Regions from separate parts of the Homo sapiens genome. Here region 1 is linked to region 2. The links are chromatin loops, found by intact Hi-C in ENCODE. Cell type or tissue: endothelial cell of umbilical vein. All regions are shown on one strand. Links, peaks and the distances in the headings refer to the core of each region. The heading gives the core; the rest is flanking DNA. Region 1 has its middle 79 kb from the start of RBMS3-AS1. Region 2 has its middle 270 kb from the start of RBMS3-AS1.

The links. Hi-C counts contacts between places; a loop is a spot of excess contacts. Peaks named below come from ENCODE experiments on the same cell type or tissue, not always from the same donor. Only the 100,000 strongest peaks of a DNase experiment are listed, where the experiment ranks them.
Region 1: it touches region 2 in a loop (9-fold over the local background); 25 of 110 quality-filtered maps call a loop at or near these places.

What each region holds. Positions count from the first base shown.
Region 1 is chr3:30,010,516-30,015,903 of GRCh38, reverse strand. No RefSeq gene overlaps it. Among named protein-coding and RNA genes, the nearest start is that of RBMS3-AS1, 79 kb to the right of the region's middle. In endothelial cell of umbilical vein, for the core only: a CTCF peak has its summit at 2,775 (motif pointing left); a DNase peak (open chromatin) is centred at 2,763.
Region 2 is chr3:30,196,969-30,202,356 of GRCh38, reverse strand. No RefSeq gene overlaps it. Among named protein-coding and RNA genes, the nearest start is that of RBMS3-AS1, 270 kb to the right of the region's middle. In endothelial cell of umbilical vein, for the core only: a CTCF peak has its summit at 3,042 (motif pointing right); DNase peaks (open chromatin) are centred at 3,076 and 3,966.

The sequences.
Region 1 (5,388 bases), core at 281-5,280, 190 kb after region 2:
AGGCATGGTGGTGCACGCTTGTTGTCCCAGCTACTCAGGAGGCTGACATGGGAGGATCACCTGAGCCCAGGGAGTAGAGGTTGCAGTGAGCTGAGATTGTGTCACTGCCGTCCAGCCTGGACAACAGAGTGAAATCCTGTCTCAAAAATAAAATAAAATAAAATATAAAATAAAATAAAATAGGCTGGTTAATACTCTCTCATGGACATTTAGTTTAGGACTTTTGCTAAGCTATAAGGGATGTTAAACATTGAAGAGATGGTAGAAATAATTTGTCTGATCTCTGAAACTGAAGGTCTTTAAAATTTGGGTAATATAGCCATGTGTATAGTTTTCAGAGGAATAATAGATATCTTGCGGTTTCAAACACAAGCAAAAATGTTAGTTTTCTCTTCATGTATAACACCTATATTCTCATAAAAACATGCCAGCTTGCATTTATGTACAGTAAAATTCCAACAAAAATCATTCTAGGGTTTTAGAGTTCAAGATAGAGTTACCTTTGGAAGAAGGGTTTGCATAATGACTGAAACAGAGCATGGGAAAGTGATATCTTTTTGGTTGCTAATAATATTCTGTTTCTTGGTTATTCTTGTGTATTCAGCTTGTGGACATCGTTGTGTTGATCATTCATGGTATATTGTTGTTTGTTTATTATCTTACTGCATTTTAGTAAAAAGTAAAAATCAAAACCCAAAACAAACAGGAAACAAATCAACCATAAGACAAGAGGGGCGGGAGATCATGGCAGCAGGCAAAGAGGCAGAGCTATGCATATATCTCACAGCCACTGTCTTATGCTCATTAGACTTGTTTCAGGTGTTTTAGAGGCCAGACCTTGTTACATTTTCTAGTAGCAATAGTTTGTCTTAGAAATATTTGTTTGATGCAACCTACCTATTGGTGTGACTATTTTGATACCGTCTACTTGTTGGGATAAACATGCTTTATCAACTCGAGGTCTAAAGAAGATTCTGCCCCTAGTTCTTCAATCTGGTTTTCAGTTCACAATGTATAGTAGTCTTCTCAAATTGTTAACACTTGCCCCCTTCCATCAGTAGCTGCCTTTAGATTATATGCTGATATGTAGGAAGTCCTAAGAAGGTAGAGCGTGTCTGGTGATTGGATGATAAAATAGGATTATCATTCAAAATCGTGGGTGAATTTAGCTCAACCAGCAGCTATGTTTCTGTGTTCTCTTGTTCTTGTGGCCTGGAAGCTGGTGGCTTCAAGCCTGGCATTTGTGTCCTCCAGAATCTGAGCAGCATTGCAAAGTAGCTAAGTGTCACCTTGGTTCTACCATTGCCTCCTTTCATCTTCTTAGATATTAATCTTGTCTTTAACTCTCAGGAGTTACCCTCATAAAAACATCTTTAAAGAGAAACATCAGAACTAAACAGTTAAAATTATGCATAACACTTGATTGATGATAATTTTTAGAGCATTTACACATGATATATATATTGCCTGTTTTATCATAATCATTCTGAGAAATAAAAGATATGTATTTTGAGACATAAAAAACCTGACATTCAGAAAGGAAGAAAAAATATTTTGCAGATGGTATACCTAAAGTCAAAATCCAAGCTCTTTTCACTGCTTGCCTGGTATTTTTTCTAATATTTTGTTATCTATCTCTAAGAATAAAGTTATAATGGTGAAATGCCAGGTAATAGAAAAGTTATTTTGGGCAAACAATTCATTCCTTCAAGCCATATGAATAGATTCAGCATTATTAGGAGGAAAATCATTGGCTTTTGTACTTAGCTGATCCTGTGTGTGGATTTTGCCTGTACCATGAAAACATGGCCAAGTCCTATAACTTTGAAAAGTTATGTCCAACTTAGAATGGCATATTCCACTCTCCTTGCTGTCAAAAGAATTAAATGTCCCAGATCACTTGGGAAAAAGATAACAGACACTCTGTTAAGGGGCTGAACTAGGGAGTAAGCAGCAGCAAGGGTTAAACATATTGCCCACAAAACTCTCTGATCTTATTTCACACCAAAATGTCACAAACTGGTACTTACTAGAATACAATACCTTACAAACAAGAATGCCTACTCTCTTTTGGCATCATTAAATTATTTATGGAGGGTCCATTTGCTAGAAACTGTTCAATGAATGAGTCAATGAAAAGTTAAACCTATCTATTTGGTAGACAAGTACTTTCCTTCTAGAGTAAATCAGACAGACTCAAATACAGAAAAGATTGAAACAGCAAGTTATTTCTGGAACAGAAAATGTGAATTGTGTTGAGTTTTGTCACTAAGGTGATTAGAATAAGTGTCCAATGCCCTTCTTCTACAGAAATCACAAATCCCAGGCCAAGTGAGGCAATCTATTAAAAAAAAATGCTGATTAAAAACAAACAAGTAAGAACACACACACACAAACAACTGCCTTCCCCATTGGCATTTCCCAAAGTCATTTCAGAAGAAATTTTTGAAGCCAGGGGTTGAGAATTTGAATGTATTTTTAAAGCACTCTCTAGCCCTTCCTAAGTATAGGTCCATGGGTAGGTTGCCCAACTCTCCAAGCCCCATCTGGGAAATGGGGACAATTTTCCAATCCCTGTCTCAGAGCACTCTTGTGAAAGTTGTATGAACTCAAGTATGTGAGGGCACTTGGTGCAGCTCTTGGCACAGAGTGAGTGCCCAGTTAATAGTGATTCTTTCTCTTAACAGCCTTATCTCACATTACTGGTTTTGTGTAGGAATAGAGAACCTGGGATTTGGGTTTGGAATCCACTAGAGACTAATACAGCAGCGCCACCTGGTGACCATTTTACCACAATAGTAACCTAACAACGTCCTAAAGATCATGGGTGAGAAAGCTATCTCCCTTTGTTTCTAAAGATTTAAATAAAAATACAGTCTCTTGATATATTAGAGAGACTTTTATCATTATTGAAAGTGTCACTCCTTAAAAAAATCCAGAAATAATCAAATTCTCAGAGATTAAGTTTGAGCTATATTTTCATTGTACTGCCTTTGGAAAGCAGCAGTTAAATGTTATCTTCATCAGCATCAATTAAAAAAGGCATAATGGAACATAAACCTTGTTAGAACTATTGAGAATTGACAATTCACTCTGTTCTTCTTGGAGAAAATAAATTATTAGACAGTAAAAAAATGCATAGATATGAGATCAGAAAATCATGATTATTTTATGTACGAGGGTCACATAATAAATGTAGTTTGTTTCTTCATTTCCTAGTCTTCATTCTGCTGTGTTCATACCTTGTAACCTAGGGTTCTTCACCAGAAACCTCTAGGTACATTTTAGGAAATGCCAAAATGTCTTGCAATTTGAAGCAAAATTTTTGTGCATATTGGGTGGTGGTGCAGTACTATTATTTTTTAATCCTAAACAAATAAACAAAAAAGAATTTCTATCAAAAGAAAGCTTTGATAGAACATGGGTGTGGTGTTCTGAATGTTTATGTCTCCCAAAAATTCATATGTTGAAATACCCCTAAGGTGATGGTATTAAAAAGTGGGGGCTTTTTGACATGATTAGCTCATGAGGACTCTGCCCTCATAAAAGGAATTAGTGCCCTTATGGAAAAGGCCTGTGAGAACTTGTTTGCCCCTTCAGCCTTGTAAAGACACATAGAAAGCACAATCTATGAGGAACAGGCCCTCACCAGACCCCAAAACTGGTGCCTTGATCTTGGACTTTCCAGCTTCCAAAACTGTGAGCAATGAATTTCCGTTGTTTATAAATTACCCAATCCAAGACATTTTGTTACAACAGCCCAAACAGAACAAAGGCAGTGGGTAAAACTAAGTTCAAGATCTTTGTTCCAGGCCGGACACAGTGGCTCACGCCTGTAATCCCAGCACTTTGGGAGGCCGAGGCGGGTGAATCACAAGGTCAGGAGATCGAGACCATCCTAACACGGTGAAACCCCGTCTTTACTAAAAAATACAAAAAATTAGCCGGGCGTGGTGGCAGGCGCCTGTAGGAGAATGGCGTGATCCCGGGAGGCGGAGCTCGCAGTGAGCCAAGATCGCGCCACTGCACTCCAGCCTGGGCGACAGAGCGAGACTCCGTCTCAAAAAAAAAAATCTTTGTTCCACACTTACTTTCTTAAACTATCCAATAAATCCATTCTTCCAGTTTTCTCGTCTAGTTTTCTCTTCTGCCAGTACAATGTGAACTGATGTTCAGAAAGGGAAATGGTATATACACAACATATTCTTAGAGCCTGGGCACCGGTTGGAGAGCTTTCTCCACAGCCTCCCCTGGGTGCATGTATTCTAAAGCAAGAAGATGCCATGTGGGAAATCACCTTGATGTAGTGGTAGCTTCCAACTACACTGTTATGCAGATTATACTAGAAGTCATAGAACAGAAAGACTCACAGACCAATAAAGATGCTAGAAGCACGGGGCTTATTAAATCAATTTTAAATACACAGAAAAGAAACAAGGTGAAAGTCATGGGGTAGGTTGACTCATTGAGGTTAAAGTGCGAGAGGGGTGGAAGCACACTAGCTGAATGTTCTGCAATGTTGGTATATATACTCCTTTTCCCTCTGCCACATCATCCTTCTCCAGTGATGGTGTGTTATACCAGAGTTGGGTTTTGAGCAATGAAAGAGGGAGCCAGTGGAGCATTCTTACTCCCTCCAAGACAATCAGGGGCAAACCACTGAAATTCACCAATTAGGTTGATGAGCTGCTGTGGGTACCAGAATGGAAGGCAACAAAGAGTGAGCAAATTAAGACCTAATGAATAGTGAATGCTTAATTTTCTCATATATATATATATATCTAGTGTATCACATATAGTGTTTTCTTGGTCTTTCTTTCCCTTTCTATTTTTGTTCACACTCACATGCTGTACTTAGCTTTTCTGTCTTAAGGGTCGCTTTGTTGTTTAACACATCATAGGAATTTCATGTATCCCTTTGTTTTCCTGTCTTCTACAGTAGAATGGAATATTTTTGAACAACACAGCAAATGACTATTACAGAACAGGATATTACTGGCTCTTAAATATGAGCTCCAAGCTAGCTTGGATTACTCTGGTCTGGAAAAATAGGTTTTCTTTTTATTTGCTTAGCACAGTCTTCTGTAACTTGAGGAATGGACACTTCTGATTTTGGTTGACCTGGATTTAATCCTTGCAGGGATACAAACCATAGGTGTCAAATATAACTGGCCTTCATCCAAGATTCATCAAGTAGTTGGTAGCTGTTAGGCATGTTTGGAGACAGGAGTTCTGTGGTCTCTAAATCCCTAAACTTGAGAATGAGGAAGATTGTGGGAGTCCCTGGGAAGACCTAAATGGTCCTCTCTTTCTAAATTCCCACAAACAGTGGCTTTCTCAGGTCCCCTTGGCATGTATTGAATATTCTCTCCTCTGTCATTTTTTGTT
Region 2 (5,388 bases), core at 85-5,084:
TGAAGGTAGCCATGTGGAAAGAAAATAGACTTCCAGGGCAAGAGGTTAGTTAGGAGGCGGTTGCAGCGTAATAGGTCACTTGTGTTAAAGTGTGATCATGAGAATGAAAAGGGAAGTTTAGATTAAGAGATATTTTGGAATTGCTACAATTGATAGGGGTTAACGGAGAAGGACTATGGACAATCCTTTATCTTCTAGTTTGGGCAATGGACTGAATGGAAAATTAAGTTGTAGGCCCATACACCTTTCCAATATGAAGTCTCTAAGATCACTTTGAAGGCATGAAGGTAGCATTCAGTTAATTCAATTTGATGCACCCTGCTTTCCTTTCCTCTCTAAAGTCTCCAATACTCATTACCCTCTTCCCTTAAAACTGACTATAAAAAAGAACTGGCTCCAATGTTTTCATTCTCCTTACTGCTTACAGGACATGAGTACCAGTGTTATTTCTCCCTAAGAATTAATGTGCTATTAGTCATTCATTTAAAAAATAAATATAAAAACTTGGACCTTTGTCAAATGGGTAGATTGCTAAAATTTTCTCCCATTCTGTAGGTTGCCTGTTCACTCTGATGATGGTATCTTTTGCTGTGCAGAAGCTCTTCAGTTTAATTAGATCCCATTTGTCAATTGTGGCTTTTGTTGCCATTGCTTTTGGTGTTTTAGACATGAAGTCCTTGCCCATGCCTATGTCCTGAATGGTATTGCCTACGTTTTCTTCTAGGGTTTTTATGGTTTTGGGTTTTACATTTAAGTCTTTAATCCATCTTGAGTTAATTTTTGTATAAGGTGTAAGGAAGGGGTCCAGTTTCTGTTTTCTGTATATGGCTAGCCATTTTTCCTGGCACCATTTATTAAATAGAAAATCCTTTCCTCATTGCTTGTTTTTGTCACATTTTTCAAAGATTAGATGGTTGTAGATGTGTGGTGTTATTTCTGAGGTCTCTGTTCTGTTATATTGGTCTATATATCTGTTTTGGTATGAGTTTCATGCTGTTTTGGTTACTGTAGCCTTGTAGTATAGTTTGAAGTCAAGTAGAGTGATGCCTCCAGCTTTGTTCTTTTTGCTTAGGATTTTCTTGGCTATATCTACAAGGAACTTAAACATATTTACAAAAAAAAAAACAACCCCATCAAAAAGTGGGCAAAGGATATGAACAGACACTTCTCAGAAGGAGACATTCATGCGGCCAACAGACATATGAAAAAAAGCTCATCATCACTGGTCATTAGAGAAATGCAAATCAAAACCACAATGAGATACCATCTCACGCCAGTTAGAATGGCGATTAAAAAGTCAGGAAACAACAGGTGCTGGTGAGGCTGTAGAGAAATAGGAATGCTGTTAAACTGTTGGTGGGAGTGTGAATTAGTTCAACCATTGCGGAGGACAGTGTGGTGATTCCTCAAGGATCCAGAACCAGAAATACCATTTGACCCAGCAATCCTATTACTGGGTATGTACCCAAAGTATCATAAATCATTCTACTATAAAGACACATGCACACGTATGTTTATTGCAGCACTATTTACAATAGCAAAGACTTGGAACCAACCCAAATGTCCATCAGTGATAGACTGGATAAAGAAAACGTGGCATATATACACCATGGAATACTATGCAGCCATAAAAAAGGATGAGTTCATGTCCTTTGCAGGGACATGGATGATGCCAGAAACCATCATCCTCAGCAAACTAACACAAGAACAGAAAACCAAACACTGCAGGTTCTCACTCATAAGTGGGAGTTGAACAGTGAGATCACATGGACACAGGGAGGGGAACATCACACACTGGGGCCTGCCGGGGGGTGGGGGACAAAGGGAGGGAGACCATTAGGACAAATACCTAATGCATGCAGTCTTAAAACCTAGATGACGGGTTGATGGGTGCAGCAAATCACCATGGCACATGTATACCTATGTAACAAACCTGTACATTCTGCACTTGTATCCCAGAACTTAAAATAAATACATAAATAAACAAAAATAAAGGTGTCTTTAATTTTGAAAAACTTACAAATTCTAAATGTTGTTCCTGGTAGATGTTTCTGACTTCTGTCCAAGATGGTGCTTCTGAGCCCTACTGGACTCCTTTGGTCTTCTTTTTTTACTGAGGGTGGCATTTGCTAACTTTTTACCCTGTGTCAGATCTTGCGTGTGCTATGACCCATTTCTCAATTGAGTTTCCATCCCTTTCAGATAGGCCTGGAGATGTGATTAGGATAGGAGAGCAAGTTGGAAGTTTTGTTGTTGTTGTTGTTGTTGGCTCTTGGTTGTCTCAAGTGAGCAATTTGCGTTTTCAGGGAACCACAACCTAGGAACTGGAGCCACATATGTCTCAATGGAATCACAGCCCCTCATCCGCATACCACAAAAAAAATCCTTCTCTCCTAGTGGGAGGAAGGGAATGAATTGCAGAGAAACATGGGGAAGGAGAAAAAAAAAAGAAATTATTTTTGGCAAGTTTAGATTCCATAAGCATGTTAACAGTTGTTGAAAGTTTTTAACAGGCAGATAGAATGGAGGGTTAAAAACTAATTATTACTTCCACAATTCTGTAAATTTAAATAAGGATATTGCAAGAACTGCCCCGATACTCATTATAATTCTGGTAAAATTAAAGAACATGAAGATCTCTTAAAATGCACCTTTTTAAAGAAAGCTACCCAGACGGAACTGTGAAGTAAATCTGAAGTTACTTGTAATTCCGGCAGCCTCACTACCAAGCTCTGTAGCTCTGGGATACACAGCGTCTTGTTGTGGGATACATTCCATTCTGTTTTTTTCACCTGCACAGTGAGGAGGTTATATCATTACTTAAAAACTTCTCCAGTTTTGAAATTTTATTATCCCATCTTTCCATTTTCCACTAGTGCTTCATTTAAAAATAAATGAATCCAGAATTAAGCAGCCCCACCCATTTTCTAGGGACGCATTTTTTTTTTTCTTTTCAAATAAAAGTGAGTTTAACTCAAACTTGGCCTGCGCATACCCTGCCTCTTTTTAACTTTGGAGATAAGCTTTCTTTTCTGAAAGCTTATATTAACACAATAGCCAACAGGTGGCGCTGCAGGCCTGTGCCAGTTTACAGTCCTTTGACATCTGTGTTTTTTTATAGTAGTAGAATACATACATCTCTGTATTTCTTCAACCCAAAATAACAGGGTCTAGTGAAATAACCTACCCTGTACTAAGTATAAGCCCCAATGATTAATAATCTATTATCTGCTTGCAAATGAATCTGACAGTGGTAGAAATTTATCACCCGAAAAACTTGACACTTATAGTTGCTTGTGTATCTTGAAAGGGGCAATTTTAGGTACACCAAAAGGCATATTCCAGTCCAGAAACATATAGTATGATGCTATTCTTGTAATGATGAAGACAAGGAAAGGTGTTGTATCTATTTACATATCATCATTCATCAGCCAAATTTGCAATGCTTCCATTTTTAATCAAAGATTTGTTGCATTAGATCTGGTAGTATCCTTGGTCATAACTGAAAACACACAAGCTCGTGTTATAGATGGACTAGCAGAAGATCCACAAATGTTGTATGATCCCTAAGAAACCATGGCTATTTAATAGCATATCTCAAATGATAATTGAGATCTCTTCTAAGCCCACCTTGTCTTGGGAGAACCTGAGCTCATTGAAGGTAAGTTCCCGGACTCAGGCAAATCCCCATCTCAATTTCTCCAATCTGTAAATAAATAAGTAAATCTATCTTTGGGATTTGCCTGATTTGCCTTTCACATTCACTAGGATAGGTTACAAACGTTGGAAACTGTTACTCTATGATTGTCAGTTCCAGAAAATCAGCTTGGCTTATGATTCAGCAAAACAATCTGCAGGCACACTTTTATGACACAATCTATACCTCCTGGACAAGTTGTACCAAATAAAGAACTTGCCTAGAATTCCTTCATTCAAGATCAATAAACTGACAAAGAGTGCAGCTGTTTAAGCCTTTAATCTACAGAGGAGCAGAGAAGCTAGCAGTGAAGGTGGATGGTGAGGAAACATCTGCTTTTCCTCTTTCTGTCATCAAGTATAGGGCCTCTTCAGGGAAACTCCCACTTGCTCCAACTGATCTGCAGCTTTGACTTCCAAAAGGGACTGATTCTGACCTCCCTCTCACCTCTGACTTTCAGCCTTGCCAACCTCTGGGATCCTGGAGATAGCTTAATAAAGGTCATCATCACTCAGATTAACCTGTTTTCTAAATTGCTGTTGTTTGAAATGGTTTAAGCAGCTGCCTGGGAATGTGGAGAAGCGTAGACTGAAGATCTGGAGTATTGGTTTGGTTTGTCATTATCCTTCCCCTGTCTCATCCCAGAAAGAGTGAACCTGTGGACGTTCCAACAAACCATAATGCAGAAAGAGTGGATATTTGTCTGTCAAGTTCTAATTAATAATAATGATAGCTAATAGTATATATCAAGTATATTTCTTTACTTTTTACCACAACTTTAGTGACTGGTTTTAGTAATTCCTTTGCAGCTGTGAAAACTGAGATTAAGATAGGTCTAATTATTTGTCTGAAGTCACAGTCTTAAGAACTAACCAGTATACTAGCTGCAAGTGACTCATATCACTATAAATGGTGGAACCAGAATCCAATTTCGAATTTGTCTAACTCCCTAGGTTTTTTGCTAGTGAGCTGACTGAAATGTATAGCCATTGCCTGGAAGCACAATAATCTAGAATAATATGGTATTTTAAAAATGCTAAATCCAGCTGTCTTAGTATAAACCATAGCTCCTTAAGATGTATTATTTCATTAACTTATTTATTTTTTTTTTCTTTTTTGGTTTGTTTGTTTGTTTTTGAGACAGAGTCTCCCTCTGTCGTCCAGGCTAGAGTACAGTGGTGTGATTTCAGCTCACTGCAACCTCCGCCACCCGGGTTCAAGCGATTCTCCTTCCTCAGCTTCCTGAGTAGCTGGGACTACAGACATGTGCCACCATGCTTGGCTAATTTTTGTATTTTTAGTAGACACGGGGTTTTACCATGTTGGCCAAGCTGGTCTCGATCTCCTGACCTCGTGATCCACCCACCTTGGCCTCCCAAAGTGCTGGGATTACAGGCGTGAGCCACCACGCCCAGCCAACGTATTTCTTTTTTGGTATATCTGTTGTGTTCTTAATGAAGAAATACATAATGTTCTTAATGAAAAAATAAATACATAAAAGAAATGCAGTGTGCAGTCACATTGTTGCAATACAAAGCACCTTTTCAAAATTCAGACATCTAGGCCTGTGAAACCTGAGTGGGAAGTGCAGCTTCAAGGATCAGGGCCCTGGGTACAGAATAAAGTCAGACACTTGAAATTTAAATCCCAGTTTTTTTCTTCTCTATGGAGAATGATTTTTCTATGTTTGT